3 separate regions of the Mus musculus genome follow, and all the other regions are linked to region 3. A link is a loop called in an ENCODE intact Hi-C map of the cell type or tissue named here. Cell type or tissue: heart. All regions are shown on one strand. Each heading gives the region's core, and the rest is flanking DNA. Links, peaks and the distances in the headings are about the cores only. Region 1 holds the start of Ndufb4 (NADH:ubiquinone oxidoreductase subunit B4). Region 2 has its middle 18 kb from the start of Ndufb4. Region 3 holds the start of Gtf2e1 (general transcription factor II E, polypeptide 1 (alpha subunit)).

Region 1 (6,161 bases), core at 316-5,315, 110 kb before region 3:
GGGGAGGAGTCAACTCATGAGGCCCCATTTTTCTCAGATGAGCTAATGGTTGCTTGGGGAAGACATTTTCTCCAGTGATGTAGCTACTGGTTGTCCATGCTTTTCTAAATAACTCCTCACCCATACTCCTGTATGTAACTAATTAGACTCTCTGGACCACCAGTAAAAAGGACATGAGAGCAGGAGGAGGAGGAGCTGGGAAGAGGACGGGACTCAGTGGGAGCAGAGGGGCACAGGAGAGTGACAGTGGATGAATACGATCAACATACATTAGACATGTGGATGAAAACGTCCCGTGAAACCCATCGTCATGGAAACTGACAAGGCATCCCATCATTATTCCAGTGGGAATAACCGGTATTTGAGGACTTGAAATACATAGAACAGAGTAGCATGTGATACACAGTAAGCACTCAGTGAATTGTATGTCCCTGCAAAACAAAGCCAAATCCCAGGCCTTTAACAGTCATCTTGAGTCATGTTTATGAGAACTCAAAAGCACAGGAATAACCCCTTAAACGCATGCAAATATTTCACTTTAATAATGCTTCTCTTTCACAAATACATCCCTTTCCAACTTTGTAAATGGGCAGCTTATACTCACATACTCCCTGAATTCCTTTATTCTTTTCACCTTCTCTTCCCATATCAATGTCTTAAAAGGGTTTTTTAAAATCTTATTTATTATTTAGAATTTTACATCCTAAACCTGCATCTTTGAGAACAACTTTCTTCCCCCCCCCCATTTCCCCTCTCCTCCCCTTCTCCATCCCCGTCCCTCCCGCCCCCCTTCTTTAAATTGAGTGTAATAATTTTTCTACTGCCCTGAAGCAGGCTTTCTTATGAGTCGATTTAGCTTCATATTCATTTGGACATGGAACTACTTTGCAGATATCCTGCTCTGCCTGTTCACTGCATGACTGTCAGCTACGGGGGGGTGGGGGGGTGGGGGGGTGGGGGGGGCGGATAACAAGGATCCAGCTTCCATTTCTTGTGTAATTTCTCTACTGAGCCCAGAAGATTGACTAAGACGGAATGGTGTAAGGTATGCTTCATGCAGGGGTGCTTAATAAATATTTTAAAACAGTATTAGAGTGTTGAATAAATTTGACAGCAGTGCTGTTGCTCATCACTTCAGTGCCAACACTTTCTAGGCCCTGTCACTGCCTAGCAACCACTCCCCCCACATACCTACATGTCCCCGGAAGTTTGAGCCAAGTTGAAGCTCTTTTTTGATCTAGCTTTCCTTGTTGGTGTTATTGTTTCCATTGTTGCCTCCTGAGGAGTGTTTTATGGGAAGCTAAGGACCCTGCTGTGTGCCTTGAAGTTGATCTTTCCCCTTAGTGATAGTGTGTGGGGGTGGGGGTGGGGGAGTGAGGAGTGTGAGTGGGAGGGAGTAAGGAGGGGTGGTGACAGGGGGTGGAGCATTGGAGGGGGGATGGGAGCGGGAGGTGCAGAGATGCTGAGAGCTGCATGTTACCTTCATTTACTCTCCAAATCATCTTTCCTGTTCTTATTCTCTTGAAACAGAGGTTTGTGGTGTACCCCAGGCCGGCCTTGAGCTCAGAGCTCCTGCCTCAGCCTCCCAAGGGTTTGCGGGAATGCACTGTTATTCTGCTTGTTACTTTCCTATCTGAAAGGATGTCTTTTACTTTCAGCACCTGAGGAGTGCTGAGGATTTAAGAGAGGTGTTTTTGTTTTGTTTTGTTTGCATTTTCACTAAGGTATTTACTCAGGAGTTTCATTCTTTATTATTTTCTGATCTACTACAGCCAGGTAAAACTTGCTCTGTAACCCCACTCTCCTTTTAAACAGTATTTTATGTCTTCAAAAGATAAGCTTATACTTAGGTGGTGAAGAACCAGTCTGCCTCCATCTTAGGTTTAAAAGCCATCTGATAGTAAAGACAAACTAAGTTAAACAAATTAACTTGATGAATTAAAGCTGTTAATTAATCAAAGATTGGGCTATGCCCCACCTGTAACCTTAACTACAAATGGTTCTGTACTGCCTGTTCCAGGAATAGCACTCACATTTTTGTTTCAAAAAGTTAATGTTTATCTTGCAAAAGGTTTGTATGGGTACCTTGTATGACTACCTGCTGTTATGACTGCCTTTGTGTCTTTGTTTCAGGAGACTAACTTATTATGCCTATATTCTGCTCCTGTAACTCCTATTTTGCCACAAATCCCCCATTTAGAACTCCTCTACCTCTGAGCTATAAAAGCCTTCCTCACATCCAATGAACCTTGCCTTAGGAGGAGGCAGGGGGAGGCAGCTCGTGTACAGGAATAAAAACCTGACTTTAATTAATCTGGACGAGATGATCTGAGTCGGTGGTCTTTCTCCTCCCATCTTTGGGGTTAACAGTGGATTGGTCCTAAAGTGGTAACCTTTAGAAAGCTTATTCTCTTTTTTGTTTGGGGTGGGGCGTAGCTAGGGAAATGTTTGAAAAGCAATTTCATTGTTTTCAATGTCTCATTTAATTCCAACAACCTTGCTAGGAGTGCAGAGTCAAGGTCATTTCTCCAGGGTAAGAAAAAGGAAATTTGGGAGACACTAATGACCTTGACTAATGACAAGGTCACCCAGGTTGGAAGAACCCACCCTGGACTGTAGGACTTCAGGAGTCACAGACAACCCAGTTTCCCAGTCTCCTCTAGTCTACTCAACTTCAGGAAATCAGTTCTGCAAACAAGTAGTAGCACAGAGAGAAAAGGAGTTTACCACCAGACAAGAGGAGGCAAAACGAGAAGCAGTGCGCACGCGCAGAATACGCGGGACGAGGGCGTGAAGGAGGATTGGCAAAGGCTCCACCCAGCCTCGAACCCCACCCCTCTCCCGCCCCTTCCTGCCAGAGCGCCTTGTGCGCGCGCAGGCGCACTTCCTGAGCCTGAAGGTCAGACTCGAGAGGGCAGCCCTCATATCCGCGCAGGCGCAGATGTGCGCCGGGAGTCAAGATGTCGGGTTCCAAGTATAAGCCTGCGCCCCTGGCCACTCTCCCCAGTACCCTCGACCCTGCCGAGTATGACGTGTCTCCGGAGACCAGAAGGGCGCAGGTCGAGCGCTTGAGCATAAGGGCCCGGCTTAAACGGGAGTATCTGCTTCAGTACAACGACCCCAAACGCGTGTCGCACATCGTGAGTGGGGCCGGGCGGGACTGTGGGCCGGGGCAGCCGCATCTCGCGTGGGCACACGCGGGGCCGCCCAGCTCCCTCCGTGTGCTGGACACCGGCCCCGAGCCGCACAGCCCTTGGCCCTTCAACTTCGGCCTTCGGCTCAGTGGTCAAAGGGATCGGACGGCTTCCCCCTTGGTTTAGAGAAACTTGTTCCACTCTGCATAGTCTCGGCTTTCTTGTCTGAAACATGGCCATAATATGGTCCTTCATATCTTTTGAGGCAGATTAACACATGACTGACTAATCTAGCACAGTATCTTCCTCGAAAAGGGCGTGCTCAAGCCCGGTTCTCCCAAGTGTACTGCATAAAAAGCTGTTTTGTGCCATTCAGCTCCTAACTCTCAAGGACACTTCTTTCTTTCTCTTGAGAATAGGGGTTGTTCAAATGAAGTGTGTTATAGAAGCTGAGGCTTTGATGCATTCGGCTTTGGAAGCAGACCTCATGGCCCCATATAATAACCAACTATGATCCCTGGGCAATTTACGTAATCCCTCTCAAACCATAGCTTTTTTGTGTTCTCGTGGAAAATGGTGTGCATCCGTCAGATTTGTGAAATCAAACAAGAAAGTACGTAGCATTACTATGTATGTAACATACATCACTAAAAAAATATTTTGGCAAGTGTGCTTTTAGACAGTTTCTTCTGTAAAAGCTGTCTAAATATCTCAAATGGGATTTTTTTTTAAATAAAGATTTTCCAACAATTGCATACATATTCTCTATCATTTTTGAAAGTTAGAACAACCAAGGGAAAGTTACACAAAGTGGTCAGGTTCAATGCTAGTCTCCAGGTGGCTCAGAATGCCAGGTCCTCCAGCCACAGCCTCACATACTGGGGTTACTGCCACTTGAAACCCATGCCTGGTCTGAAAGACATTTAAAAAAATTAAATGTCGCAGTCATTCACAGAGGTTACTGTGTTAGTCTCTTGGCTTTCTAGATGAGACTGTATGGACAGTGACACCCAGAAACAGGTCACACACCCTAGTCTGTGTGACTTATATTACCTTCTGCACAGATAGAGTATCCTCAAGCAGACCTTTGTTTACATGGTGAAAGAGATACACCTGTTCTATACTATAAGCTAGATAGCATGGGATTGTTACTATTTTTTTTTTTTTTTCAGACAGGGTCTGAATATACAGCAGCCCTGGCTGTCCTGGAAATCAGTATGTAGAACAGGCTGGCCTTGAACTCACAGAGATCAACCTGCCTCCGCTTTGTGAGTGCTCACATTAAAGGCATGAACCACAACACGGGGCCTGTTTGTTTGTTTAACTTTTTAAAAGTAACTAGAGTAAGGCCTCAGTCAGATGTGAAGTTTGAACCCCCAGTCGTCTGTTTTTTGATCTCTGTAACCCAGGGAAGTTTCCATTTCGCATCTCTAATAGAAATAGAGACACCTGCCTCCTTAGCTGCCCCATTAATCGTTTACCAGCCAAAACTTGTGCACCCTTTGTCTAGTCTTTAGGGGTAACTAATTAGGTCAAAAATAACTGCTCAGGACCTATTATGAGACGAAGATGCTGAGTTGAGAGTACAAAGCCAGCTGGAAGTCCCTGGCCTTGTAGAGCTACCTGTGTTTGGAATGGGGATGACAAATACTAAGTGCGTTAGAAATCTGAATCATTTGGTGTTTGAGCCGGTGGTGAGTGGTACAGAAAATAAGGGTGGGGTCAACCCTGCGTGCACCAGGGAAGGAAGCACCTGTTTGGAACAGGGCTTTGGGCATCTTGTTTTTGTTTGTTTGTTTTGTAGTGTTTGGGATCAAATCCATGGTCTCACATGGGAGGGAAGCGCTCACCACTGAGCCACAATCCCATTCTTGGAGCATGACATTTAAGTAAGGATCTGAAAGAAGTGAACCAAAGGAGTTAGCTTGAGGGAAAGGGAAAGAGTGTGCCAATTAGAAGACACTGTAGGTACAAGACCAGCTCTAGCATTTAATATATCTCAAACTATACCAGAGAGCTATTTCAAAATATGTTAGCAGACCTAGTACTCAGGAGGTGGAGCCAAGTTTCATTTTATGTCCTTATAACATGATTGCCTTTTTAAAAATAACATCTTTATTAATTGTGTTATTTTATTTTATATTAGATGCATTGGTGAGAATTACATAGAATGTATTTCGATGATGAAGTTTTGTTTCTTATGAGACTGTTATGGATAAAATAGTGGGGGGTACAGTGACAAACCGAAGTCAAAGAGATCCCTGCGACTTGATCACATGGACCTTGTATGACATTGTAAAGATCTCTACTGAGGAGGCAGTCACATAACGGAGACTTAACAAAATCTCTCAAGTTTGTTTCCTCAAGAATTGTCTGGGAGGAAGTGAGGGCAGAGAGGGAGGAGCTAGGAGGCCTCTGCAGCAGTTAAATCTCTGTAGTAGTTAAATCTCGCAGTTAATGGGCTCTGTGACAGTAGTTGTGAGATGGCAAGGTGTGGTGAGAATAGGATGGGCGGTATTAAAAGCAGATCCAGCCGGCTTCAGCAGGGTGCAACTGTCTGGTGTAGGAGACAAGGGGAGGATGGTTCCAAGGTCAACAGGAATGTGATAGGAACACACGTGGTGGTGGACTGAAAGGAATATTGGCAGATCAGTTTATGGTACTTTTAGGACTCCTGGGTAGATGTTGTGTTTAACATGGAGGTCTAGGGCTAGAGGTAGGCTGTTGGTAGCCATGCCCATATGGGCTTAAAGTCATGTGACCAGATGACCTCTTTCATGGAGTGAACTTATGTAAGAGAGCCCAGCAAAAGTTAAAGCCCGATGTTAAAACACTGAAAAACAACAGAAGGAAAAGAGCAAAAGAGATGAAGAGAGAATGGGCAGAGAGGAAGGAAGCCAAACAGAGATGGACTCGGGAAGTACAGAGGAAAGTGTGAGGCTTTCCCACACCAGAGGCTGCTGGCATTTCACTGGACATTGAGTGGTGACATGGAAAGCTGCCTCAACCCCCTCCCCCATTTACTTA
Region 2 (6,161 bases), core at 779-5,778, 97 kb before region 3:
GTCGAATCTTTGATTATGTTTTCTGATCCCTAGTGTTCCCCAACGATCTTCTCCTATCTTGGGGTCAAGTAGAGTATTCGTAACCCATCTCTATGCTCCTCAGGATAATTCGTAGATTATCTGAAGAAATTAGAATTATGTATAAGAATCTGCTAATGGTTAAATGTGCATGACTGCAGAATATGAACAGGACTTTAAGATGTCTAGAAACACACTCCCGACCCCCACCCCCACCCCCACGCCCCAGAGACAGGCTTTCCTTGTGTAACCCTGGCTGTCCTGTGCATGAAAAGATAGGGCTTTCAAACTCCCATCTGTATTTTCTGCTTCTGTGGAAAGTTTATTGTGTCCACATTTCTCTTTCAGAGTATCTATTTCTTCCTCTAAGCATGATAGCAACACTTCCATTCACTGCCCTCTTGGTTGCCTGGCAGAGTCAGATGTCTCATCTTGGTACCATGGCCAAGAGAAACACCCACCAAGCCACATCATCTACTTGTAGACCCTTCGTTGGCAGCCATCCCAGAAGTGCTCTGTGAACCTGGACCTCATAGTTAAGTTTCAGACCCAGAGGGCTAAAGAGGGCTCATCTGACTTGTGACTTCCAGGTTTCTCTTAGACATGGGTGACTGGTACAGTGCCAGTTATCTCGAGCAAACCTCACACTGGAGGTCAAGTTCAAGTTTCCACACTGTCATAAGGAGGACCGCCTTAGTTCTGACTCTGTCCCTGATCATCCTCGTTGTTTGTGTGTGGGCTCCTTTGAGTGTGTGAGTAGTTGCGGGTGAGAGTATGTATACGTGTATGTGTGGATGCATGCGAGGCAGAGGGCAACTTGGTGTTCCTGTTTAGGGAGCTCCTACCTTGCAGTTTGAGACAGTCTCTCCCTGAGTCCTAGCGCTCACTGACTAGGCTAGGCTGGCTAGCCAGGGAGTCCCAGGGACCTACCTGTCTGTGCTGGGTGATCATTTCTGGCTTTTTCATGTTGAGGCTGGGCATTAAACTCAGGTTCTCATGCTTGCACAGCATGTCCATTACCAATGGAGCTATCTTCCCTGTCCTCCAGCCCCCCTTTCTTTTCTTTTTTTGAGGTGGGGTTTTGCTATGCATTCTAGGTTGGCTCTGAACTCCTGGGCCTCCAACCTCTGCCACTCCCAAGGACTAGGATTAGAGGTATGCTGTCTTACTTGGCTAATTTTGGGTCACTTCTTTGCTTTGTCTCTTATTAGGTTCTAGAAGAATCTTGGACCTTGGAGAAGCTGGAAATAGCCAAGGCCATTTGAGGAATCTGTCTAGGCGGGTCTTGAGGGCTGCCATCTAATATGAAATTATTGAGGTGACGCTGAAAAAGAGACAAGGCGATAAGCTACTCTTGAAAATTTGCACAAAGACTTAAAAATCATATATGGATTTTTTTCTCAAAAATTAAAAACACTAAGTTTTCTAAAGAGGGTCTTATCAACCTTTTCCATAAAACATTGAAAGCAGCAGAGTGTGGAAAGAGTGCAGAGTGCCTTGAATGTTTGGTTTTACATCATCATTCTATAGGAAATGTTTGGCCTGCAGAAATTACTTCTCCAATTCTTCAGCACACCCTGCTCATCTGCAGATGAAGATTACTAGGAACTGTTGCTGCTTGATTTCCTTTTGTCATCTATTTGTGATCACAAGGGACACTGTCAGGACTAGACAATTGCCAGCCAATTTTCTGACCTCATACAAAGAGAAATTTGAGAAGCTGTTTGTAGGTTGGGAGTTGTCTGTCTGTCTGTTGTTTGTGCAAAATGAGTATTGACAGATTCATCCCCTACCCCCAATCCTGGAAAGTGAAGGTATTCAAACCCTACTTCTTATTGTCTTGCTGCCCCTGTCAAGTGAAAGTAGCCACGGTAGGCTCTAAGTGTTGCATGTCAGTATCCCTACCCACTTTCTTCTCTTCAAATGGAAGCCTGGTTTCTCAGGAAGCTGTTGGCTTAAGCTTCACTTCAGGCAAGATAAGATAACCCTTGTCTCAGATCAAGATTGCTAGAGGTTGGTGTGGACAGTGCCCAGGAACCCAAAGGCGAAGTCTGCAGAAGGTTTCCCTTCCTGAATAGAAAGACAGTATTTCCCCAGGTAAGAGACCTACCTTGACTATGTCCACACACCCTTTTGTCTTCTTCTCTTTGCTGTGTCCTAAATGTAGATGCAAAGGTCAAGAACAAAGATGTCTTAGTTAGGGCTTTATTGCTGTGGATAGACTCTATGATCACAGCAACTCTTATAAAGGGAAACTTTTAGTTGGAGCTGGCTGACATTTCAGAGGTTTAGTCCATTATTGTCATGGTGCACATAGTACAATATTGTCATGGTGGCACATGGCAGACATGGTGCTGGAGATGTAGGTGATCCAAAGGAGCAGGAGGAGAGAGTGAGCCACTCGGCCTGGCTTGAGCTTCTGAAACCTCAAAGCACCCCTCCCTGGTGGCACACTTCCTCCAATAAGGCTACACCTACTCCAACAAGGCTATTACCTCCTAATAGTGCCACTCCCTATGGGCCTATGGGAACCATTTTCATTCAAACCACCACAGAAAAGAACAACACAACATGCCAAGAATAGGGAGCAGAAAATCAGGAAGGCTATAGGTCCAGGACTCCTCTCTACCACCATTTTCCCCACCCTGAACTACTAACTTTAGACATCTTTAATAAGAGAAAACAGTAGCTGCTAAACTAATCTTAGATTTTCAGATACTTGAGTTGAGTAAACTCTTAATCAAATCATAATCTTTTATTAAGAGAAACGGAACATCCTTCAGACGTTTCACAGACTCTAAAATAAATGCTAATGAATGAACAAAATGCCCCCATTTGTCAAATTTCTGTTGCTGGGGTGCTATGGAATTACACGTGGTTGGCCCTCGGTAAGGCATTGCTGTTAATCATGCTGTTGTGGTTTGTACTGAAGCTCTGATATGACTTTAGATTTTAAAAATCTGGATTAGCCTAATGAAACTCCCAAGGGTCTCATGATTAGGCAAGAGTCCCCTGGGAAACGCTCTCAGACACTCACATGGAAACTGCTTTTTATCCAAACCGCTTTAAATCCTTGTCTTCCCTTCCACTTCACTTGATCTATTAATATACCCTGTTGAGTTCTTAAATTAAACCATATGATTTCTTTGCTCTTAGTCCTAAAGAAAACAAGGTGTCAACACTCCTGCACTTGATACATCTGTTTCCCATGGCATCAGAAGTGCACACTTGCCTCTTCAGCCAGATGCTAGTTTATTTAGGCACAACGACCTCCGCTTAGTCATTCGGGCAGCTCCTACAGCAGAGGGCACCAGAGTCTCCCGGAGGCAGGAGCTGAATACACTGAGTCATAAGGGTAACACTAAACGGTGCACATCATGTGGGCGGCTTCACAGCATCATCTCATTTAACCCCCACAAAATCCTAGGGAAATAAATCACTCATTCCTTTTAAGTAAGAGCACAAGGCTTAGAGAGGTTGTCACATGCTCAGGTTCATTTGGCTATAAAAGTGCAAACTGGATTGCAGAACCTATATTCTTAATGACCTTTCTGAAGCTGAAATGCATATGTAATGTTACTAATATCTACCTAATAATTAACTACCTAATAATTATATTGAAAGCTAGTATATTAAAATCAGCAGTGTCCCCAAACCCCACTGGAAAGAATAGCTACTTGTTATACAGTGCTTGTACCGTGATAGGTTTCATTCTGGTATTACAGTTTGTTATGAGTCCCTCACATGGGTGCTGGGAACTGAACTCAGGGCCTCTGGTAGAGCAGTCAGTTCTCTTACCACTGAGTGATCTCTCCAGTCCCTCAGTAATTTACTGGTCTTGACTTATATATCTGCCTTGGCTAGTGCTGAGAAGTAGATGCTGTCTAAACACTAACGAGTTTCTTACTTCCCAGGTAAACCCTCACCCCATGCCACTACCTTCATGCCCGTTAACATTTACTGGAAAATGAAGCTTTATGGTCCATTTCCAAATCTTTTTTTTTTTTTTTTTTTTTTTTTTTTTTTTTTTTTTTTAGTTGACCCCAAAAACCTGGTACCAGGATCTCTAGAAACAGAGCTATGTTCATTACTGATTTTAACTTTCTAAAACACTGGTCTTCAGCCTGAGGCTCAAGTTCCCATAGTCTTGTTCTATCACTGGTGTTTCTAGTTGGTTGGTCTGAGGTATAACCTGGGCACTGGAAATTAAAGATATGTGAATGATCAAATACACACTTGATGCTGAGACCCAGTGTTTGTTCATGCTTAGCACTCTTTGTTGGGTGGGACTGTCCCATGCACTACAGTGTACTTATCAGTGGGCCAGAAGCTGATGGCTTTTTTCGATGGGTTGTATTGAGGGTAAAGGAACAAGGTGACCTGTTGAGAATCACTAGTCTAGGGACATTTCTGGTAACCTAGACAGTGAGAAGACCTTTAGGAAGAAAAATGAGAAGGGTAACTGGTATCACACTATCTTTTAAATGGCAGAATATACAGAAATGCCAAGGAGGTCTTGCTGGAAATCCTCCTGTCACCAGAAGAAACTTAATCAGGGTGCTTTTTTGTTCTTTGGGATTTCTCATTCCAAGTTAAAAGATGACAATATTATTTTTGGAGAATTAATTAAGGAAATGACACAAATTTTCCTAATTGATCTGAGGCACACAGAAGAAAAGCAAATCTTTTTTATTTTTTAAATTAGTGTGAACAGTCTGGCCTGGGTGAGATCTCGTCTCAGGCTGGGGAGTCGCTGCTGTATGTGGAGAGATAAAGTACAGAGTCCTGGGTGCTAAGTGTATGTATGGAAACCCACGCCATGCATCTGGCTTCAGGAGGAGCTCCGTGCCCAGCTGATAACAGAGCATCAAGAGTGAGTCAGAGCTGAGGTGCTGGCCGTACAGCGTAGGGTTAACCACGTGGGGTTCATAACTCCGTGGAGGAAAGGCTGGGGCTTGTCAGTAGAGGACGTTAGTGGTGGACTTAGTTTGGGATTGGAAGTACTATGAAAATTGGAGAGTGGAGGGGGAAGGAGGGATGGGTGCAGTAGTGAGACGTGCCTCTGGGCGGAGCTTAATCCTTTCAAGAGTTGCAGGGAACCAACCAGCGCTGACCGCAAACCTCGGAGGTACAGAGCAAGAGCCTCTCCATCTTTATTCACAAAATCCCATTCATCGTTGCTTGAGCGCTATACCCAAACAGCCATTCTTTTGCTGTGTTCTGATTTGACACCAGCAAGAGTGGCGGGTAACCATGAGCTTAGCAGCCGTCCCAGCCCTGCTCGCAACTCCGCTTTCCACAAGTCCTCTCAGGTCCACTCAGAAGCAGATGTTCTCCGTTCTCTGTTGCTACCTCACTAGTTCAGGACAGTGTCAGGATTTTCGATAGCGTTTTTGTTGTCGCTTATTTTTGTTTTGTTTTGTTTGTTGTTGTGTTGGGTTTGTTTTTGTTTTGTTTTTGCTTCTCTTCTTCTGCCTATGGGCATCTCATTCCGATTCTTCTTTCAGCTCTTTGAACCCAGAAGGTGTTTGGTTGTCATATTTTCCTTCTCATCCCACCCCAGCCTGCCCCTACCCCCAGTGGCTTCCTGCTTCCTCTTTATATCTAGCTAAAGGTCACTTCTCCACTGAAGACCTCACATTCTAAAGAAAGGCTTCCTCCAATAGGGGGAAGGATTGAAAGCCAGGAAGGAGATACGAACTCTGAAGAAAGATCAACTGAGTCTTCTAACCTGGACCCTTGGGGCTCTCAGAGATTGAACCACCAACCAAAGAACATACATACATGAGCTGGACCTAGGCTCCCTGTACATATTGTAGCAGATGTGCAGCTCACTCTTCATGTGGTCCTGAACAACTGGAGCGAGGGCTATCCCAAAAGCTTTTGCCTGTATGTTGGATATGTTCTTCCAGCTGGGCTGCCCTGTTTGGCCTCAGTGGGAGAGGGAGCACATAGCCTCACAGAAACTTTAAGTGCCTCCTGTGGGGGGAAATAACCAGTGGGGCCCATCTGCTCAGAGGAGAAGAGGAGCGGGGACGGAGAGAAGGATTGTGAAAGGGAGCAAATGGGAGGGGGCAGTGAATAGGTTGTAAAGTGAATAAATAGAAAGGAAGAAAGAAAGAAAGGAAGAAAGAAAGAGAGAG
Region 3 (6,161 bases), core at 579-5,578:
GAGTGCACGTGCCAGGGCATACATATGAAAGCCAGAGGACAGCTTGCTGGAGTTGGTTCTTGTTTCCACCATGTGAATCGGTAGGAACTGAACTTGGGTCCTTAGCCTCAACAGCAAGGGTGTTGACCTGGTGAGTTGTTCTAACAAGGCCCTGTACTTGTTCTTAATTCAGTGGTAAGAAAACGTGCCAACAGATGACAGACTTGCCCAGAATTAAACATTATGACTTAATTTAGTGGAAACTCTATCGAGTACCTAACTGTGACACAGAACAGACAGTCTACTCAAGGCTCTGGAAGTTTTTTCCTTTACATGGTATGACTAGGCCCAAATTTGCAGTCTTAGAGTTACAGCTTTAGGCAGAACTATTTATGGAAGATACTAACTTTATTATTTATGGAGGATATTAACATTATCACTCCAAATCTAGTGTTTAAAATAAAAGCCTGTGCAAACAGACAACTGGGCTCACGTGTTACTTTCGCTTCTCACGAGTTGAATGAATTTGGTTGTTATTTACTCCTCTATGACTGAGTTTCTGTGTTTGTATTTCACAGTTTAAGAAAGATGAAACAAGGAATGACAGTACTGACACACAGTGGGAGCTAAATCAATCCCAGTTATTAGTGTTAATTTTAATTAAGTCCTATAAATTAATCACGGGATCTGAAGGACTTATGCTTAGTATGACTAAGGAAAAACTAAACAAGAACACGCACTCTGATATCCACCGAGCAGCCCACAGTCCATGACGGATTTCCTAACACTTGATTGTGGCACAGAAGATGGACGAGTGAAGATTTCCCAACACCTGTAAAGATACAAGGTCTCTTTAGTCAGCTGAACATGGAACCCTAAATGGGACATTTATACCACCTCTTCCAAGCCAGGGAACATCTAACAAATTGTTTGAATACCTCCCGTGACAGGATCCATGATGCCATGCTACCATACTCAAAGGACTTTGGTGCCTACATGTAGGTCTGAAAAAAGCAGCTAACCACATGGTCCCAGACTTATCCTCTGAATGACGATGATGGTAATTCCACTTGCTTTCCTTCATCATGCCTATTAATTTTGAAGCAATGCTTCACCCCCTTTTAGATCTATTGGGCTCAGGCAATCTTTTCATTAACACTAAAGGGCACCTCTTCAAGAGCTAGGTGGAGAGGAAAGAGATGAGTCTTCTATTTTCATGGCTATGAGTCTTTTATTTGCGGGTGTGGAGTCACTCATTCATTTACCTGGCTGTTGTTAATTGTATCAAACACTTGGGAAATCTCTTTGTTGTGCAATGTTATATATAGACCTATCATTAATATTTACTTTTTATTATAAAAACTCTATTACCAAAAACTGAGAAAGTATAAAAAAAAAAAAACCAAACAACAACATCACCTTAGAGCACTATTGCCAGCCATATGACTTTCTCTATTATACCATGTTGTTATTGTGATCATATACAAAGTGTACTTAAAAACAAACAAAAGAACCGCATGGGGCTCAGTGCTTGCCCTACAAGCATGAGAACCCGAGTTGTGTTCACAGAACTGACACACAGCAGCCAGGCAAAGAGGCACACGTCTCTAATGTCAGTGCTGGGGAGGCAGAGAGAGGCAATCCCTGATGTTTGTTGGCCTGACAGCCTTAGCCTAGGGGCTCCAGGCCAAGGGGAGAGCTTGTCTTAAAGAAGGTCGGCGGCTGTAGTGGCTATTCTTGGTTGTCAGCTGGACTATATCTGGAATGAACTACAATCCAGAATTGGAGGGCTCACTGTGATCCTGATCTCGTGGCTGGGAGATTCAAGTTTCTGACCTGGATCTTGAGGCATAGTGGCTATGAATCCCAGGAGACTAAGACAAGGAGATCTCTGAGTTCAAGGTCATCTGGGACAAAGCAAGTCCCAGCACCAGGCAGGGAGGCCTACACCTTTAATCTGGGCTACACCTTCTGCTGGAGACCTACTTAAGGACATTGGAAGGAGGAAGATTCTTCTTCGTTTGCTTGCCTTGTGGGACTGAGCAACTGCTAGATCCTTGGACTTCCATTCACAGCTGCTGCTGACCATTGTTGGGGAGTTGGGCTACAGACCGTAGGTCATCAACAAATTCCCTTACTATAAGAAACTACCCATAAGTTCTGTGACTCTAGAGGACCCTGACTAATACAGTGGCAGAGGCAGGTGTATCTCTTCATTTTAGGCCTGCCTTGTTTATATAGTGAGTTTTAGACTAGCCTGATATACATAGCTAGTTCTACGTTAGTCAGGACTACTTAGTGAGACCATGTCTTACCCCACACCCACTCCCCAGCAACAAAGCTTGCAGTGGAAGAACTGGAATGTTTTTTGTGGCTCCTGGTAGGAGCTCTCCCCTCTCTGGAACCAAAACTTCTAGGCCAGCAGAACCTAGGGTTGTGGGGACAGGAAGCAAAAATTTTCCTAGAGGGTCACTAGGAGTGATAGTGAGTGGAACTAGTCCCTTTTCCACCCATAGACTCCGCGCCCCCCACCTCCCGCCACGCCACCACGTCGACAAAAGGAGCAAAGTCCTCTGGGAAGTGTAGTTTTAAGGTCTTGAAAGGAATTTCAGCTGTCGACCTAAGCGCTAGGCAGCTGGGGGGGTAAACAGCGAAGAGAGAGCGGTGTCGGGAAGCTCGGGCGTGTTGGTAGTCCCAGACGTGGGTTAAGCGGCTCACCTGAGTCTCCCAACACCAGAACCTTCACCCGATCCAGGGACGCCATCTTGCCACGATTTCCTTGAGGTTGACGCCCGTTCCTGGATTCTCACCAATCAGCGCAGGGCTTGTGGGCAGGGCAAATCATCTCATTGGTCGGTCAGAGCGTGACTGATCGAAAGCTTCGGGGTGCGGATTAGCGGGCGGTTTCCAAACCGGTCGCAGGAATTAGGCGTTCGTCCTTGTCTCGCAAGTGGCGTGGGCTGGCTGAAGCCGGTAGTTGAGGTGCTGAGGGCGGCTGTAGTGGGAGTGTTCGAGCATCCACTTGGGTAAACCTCATTCTCCCGTCCTTGTTCCCGGTTTCTGACCTGGCGTGGCATTTCATGGTTTCTTCTATCCGTCCCCTTCCTTGTCTAGTCCCCTCTCCTCGGCCACCTCTTGCTTTGGTCCTCTTCTTAGTCTTCTAAAGAACCATTGCCCCGGAGCGGCCCATGTGCGACCTCGGGTAGGACGGGCTTGGCGGCGTCGAGTGTGGCCCGGGAAGCCCCTGGGCGCGTCTGAGGGACTGTGGGGTCTCGGGGTCTGGACATGTCTGAACACAGCTGGTGGAGGGCACCTCGGTCCGGAGCTGTCTCCGTCGTAGGACGAAGGAATGGAGAGTTCGTAAAATACAGTAACAGAAAACTGTAGAGGCTCTGTAGGATCCACGTTCTTCTAGAACTTGGGAAGTAGTATTTAAAAATAGTCTAACTAAAAGGGCTTCCTGCACCCACTTTGTGTTTTTTTTTTAAATCCCTTTTCATCCAGCATAGTTTTTTCAAAAATCACAAGTTTAATGTAGTAGCTCCTTGCTTAAAGCAATTACAAGTTAAATTTAAAAAGAAAAAAAAAAGATGGCTTATAGCGCTCATTATTGGGATGCAGGTGTGAAACAAGTGATTTGTGTGGAAGCTGGCAGGATGGATATGCTACAAGAACACGTGCCCAGAGGATGTATTGAAAGTTCAGGTATCTCAGTAGAATATGCTAGGCGCTAGCATTAATGAACAAGAGGCCTTCGAAGTAGAAACTGTACAAATTCTGAGGAAATGCGAGGGAGAGTGTTGGATGCCACTGTTGGGGATTTGAGAAGGCCAGGAAACATTACCCAAAGCCTAACTACAGTAGGAGAAAGGTTTGGGCTTAGCTTTGAGGACTGAGGGTGGATATGAGGATGACTTTGCTAAAAAAGCAGAGTGGTTTGAACTTTTGATTCTCCCAGTTCCACACCAGGGGCACAGTGGTCCTTAAAAGTTTTTACAACTAGAATCTAGGTCTGGACTGGGTAAGGTGACGTTGGGAGATGAGATGCCTGATTACTGTGAAGAGAAGAAGATAAATGAAGACCACTAGCTACCACACCAAGAAGCCTCCACAGACAGAGAAGTTACTTAAGTGTCACCTGCCATAGAGACTAGCTAATATAGGAACATGGTCTGACTTTGGCCATTTACTTCCAATCTGCAAGAGGAGTAGGCAGTTGGGATTTATAGGCACCCAAGATTTTTAAATGTCGACAACCAATTCATAAAGTTGTTGAAAACGTTCTGTATGGGCTGTCAGTTTTAGAACTTGATTTAAGGAGCTTTAAGAAGCCCAGAGATTGAATACTCTTGATTTATCTTAATTGGGGATGTGGGGAAGGAGCAAAGCCCTGTGTGAGAAAGGCTCTTTAATTATTTTATATGTGAAGAAATGAAGGCTGTGGATTTTCTGGGGCTAACACTAAGAAGCTGACCTGGGATTTCCAAGCTTCAAACTATTGGCTGGAAGAGTATTGATAACGTCCCTTTGTACTGATTTTCAGGACACCCAGAGGAGTATCAGACAGAGGAAACAGGCTGAACAGCAAGTACTAGTCCTCTCCATGCAGGATGTTCATTTGAAGGATACAAAATGGTCATGGCCATGGGACAGATTAGAGCAATGATCAGGGACTTGTTGCACATTAGAGTAATCTAAAGGCATTTTAAAAGTAGCTGCGTTCCTAATCTGGCCCTTCTATAGTAACTGAAACAGAACTCTTGGAAATGGGGCCCAGTGTTAGTAGACTTAAAAATGTTGCCTAGGTGATTGCTTTACAGTCAGGGTTGAGAACCAATGGTCTGGAGCATACAGTGTCTGAGGTGGGACAGAGGAGAGCAAAGCAATGGAAAGGAAGTCAGAAAACAATAGGCTGTGCTGGCGTCCATCTGTCCTTAGGCATTTTGCGTGTTTCTGAGGCCATTATGTCCTATTCTGTCAGCTGCTGAGCATGCAGAAAGCAAAATGTGGTTCTTAGTACACTGTGTAGGTGAAATTGGAAAAGCGACCAAAATGTATCTGGTACTGTGCTTGGGATTCTGAGGTGGCAGTGAACCCAGACCTATTTAAATATCTAGGGTGACAAAGGCTTTGGGGTTGCCAGGTTTAGACTAGTAAGTCCAGGTGTTGCCTTGTTTTCTCTGTGTATGTTCAGTACTACAGTGCTGTATCTACAGTGCTCTGCCTGGTGTTGTTTAAAGTATATGTTGTAACTAACTTTCTTTCTATTTTTCCTTTATTATAGATATGACCTTATAACATACTTGTGTACACTGATTATTTAGGATATATTGCAGATATTACAACATTTCTTACAGAATGAAGCATTACATCTGATAGGGTTGGCTACTTCAGAGTTCAAATTAAAAGTTCAGTTGAAACTGATATTAATGACAATATAACTTCTTAGAAATAGTTCAGGGGGATGTCTATTAAAAGTTTCCTATATCTTACAGAAATCTGAAGTATAGTCAGCGTGAATAGGCTGGCTAGTTTCAGTATGGATCATACTGAAGTTACATGAAAGCTAGCCTAGCTAATAAGTCCTTTTAGGCCCCCACTGAACATTTTCACTAATCACAAGCACCACGTTTCCTTTGGAGTAAAGCGTAGCTTGAACTTAAGGACTTTTCAGGCTCCTACAGCACACAAACAGCTCGTCTGACTGGGGTCCAGGTGCTGTGCCGCGTGAGAGACTTGAGAGGACAACTCAGGCCTGTGGCCTGGACCTTATATGCAGTCAGCTTCTGCTCTGCTCTTCAAGGGACCCACTATTTAAGGGTGTCTTACTTCATCTCCCTCCATTTTTTAAAATATAAAAGGTGCTTACTTAATGATCAGATAGGACTTAAAAGTTGGTAATGCACTTTGAGCTTAGCATTAATTTCTTTCAATTATTGCAGTCCTTAATTTTGTCAACACCCCCCCTGGCTGGCAGTTACTTAGGTATTTGTGTGTGTGTGTGTGTGTGTGTGTGTGTGTGTGGTGTGTGAGATCATTGTGAAAGTTGTGACTATGTAAAACATTCTTGAATCTTAGCAGGAAAGTTTTACTGAAGAGAAATGAAATCTAGGGTAATTGCTAGGACCCTCTGGATTCCCAGCCATTTTTAGAGAACATGCCATTAAGAACTGTGAGCACTC

What was found. A loop is a pair of places that touch in the nucleus more often than their neighbours do. Peaks named below come from ENCODE experiments on the same cell type or tissue, not always from the same donor. Only the 100,000 strongest peaks of a DNase experiment are listed, where the experiment ranks them.
Region 1: it touches region 3 in a loop (2.9-fold over the local background); 15 of 42 quality-filtered maps call a loop at or near these places.
Region 2: it touches region 3 in a loop (1.8-fold over the local background); 5 of 42 quality-filtered maps call a loop at or near these places.

The regions. Positions count from the first base shown.
Region 1 is chr16:37,651,159-37,657,319 of GRCm38, reverse strand. Ndufb4 (NADH:ubiquinone oxidoreductase subunit B4) reads left to right here and starts at 2,952. Exons shown (of 3, transcript NM_026610.1): 1 at 2,952-3,140. The coding sequence starts at 2,961. In heart, for the core only: no CTCF peak of the experiment used is centred there; a DNase peak (open chromatin) is centred at 2,859; H3K4me3 peaks cover 2,086 bases; H3K27ac peaks cover 2,977 bases.
Region 2 is chr16:37,633,473-37,639,633 of GRCm38, reverse strand. No RefSeq gene overlaps it. Among named protein-coding and RNA genes, the nearest start is that of Ndufb4, 18 kb to the left of the region's middle. In heart, for the core only: a CTCF peak has its summit at 3,327 (motif pointing right); no DNase peak of the experiment used is centred there; H3K4me3 peaks cover 413 bases.
Region 3 is chr16:37,536,497-37,542,657 of GRCm38, reverse strand. Gtf2e1 (general transcription factor II E, polypeptide 1 (alpha subunit)) reads left to right here and starts at 2,869. Exons shown (of 5, transcript NM_028812.4): 1 at 2,869-3,005. Rabl3 (RAB, member RAS oncogene family-like 3) reads right to left here and starts at 2,764. Exons shown (of 8, transcript NM_001042499.1): 1 at 2,698-2,764; 2 at 720-811. The coding sequence starts at 2,743. In heart, for the core only: no CTCF peak of the experiment used is centred there; a DNase peak (open chromatin) is centred at 2,817; H3K4me3 peaks cover 2,837 bases; H3K27ac peaks cover 2,548 bases.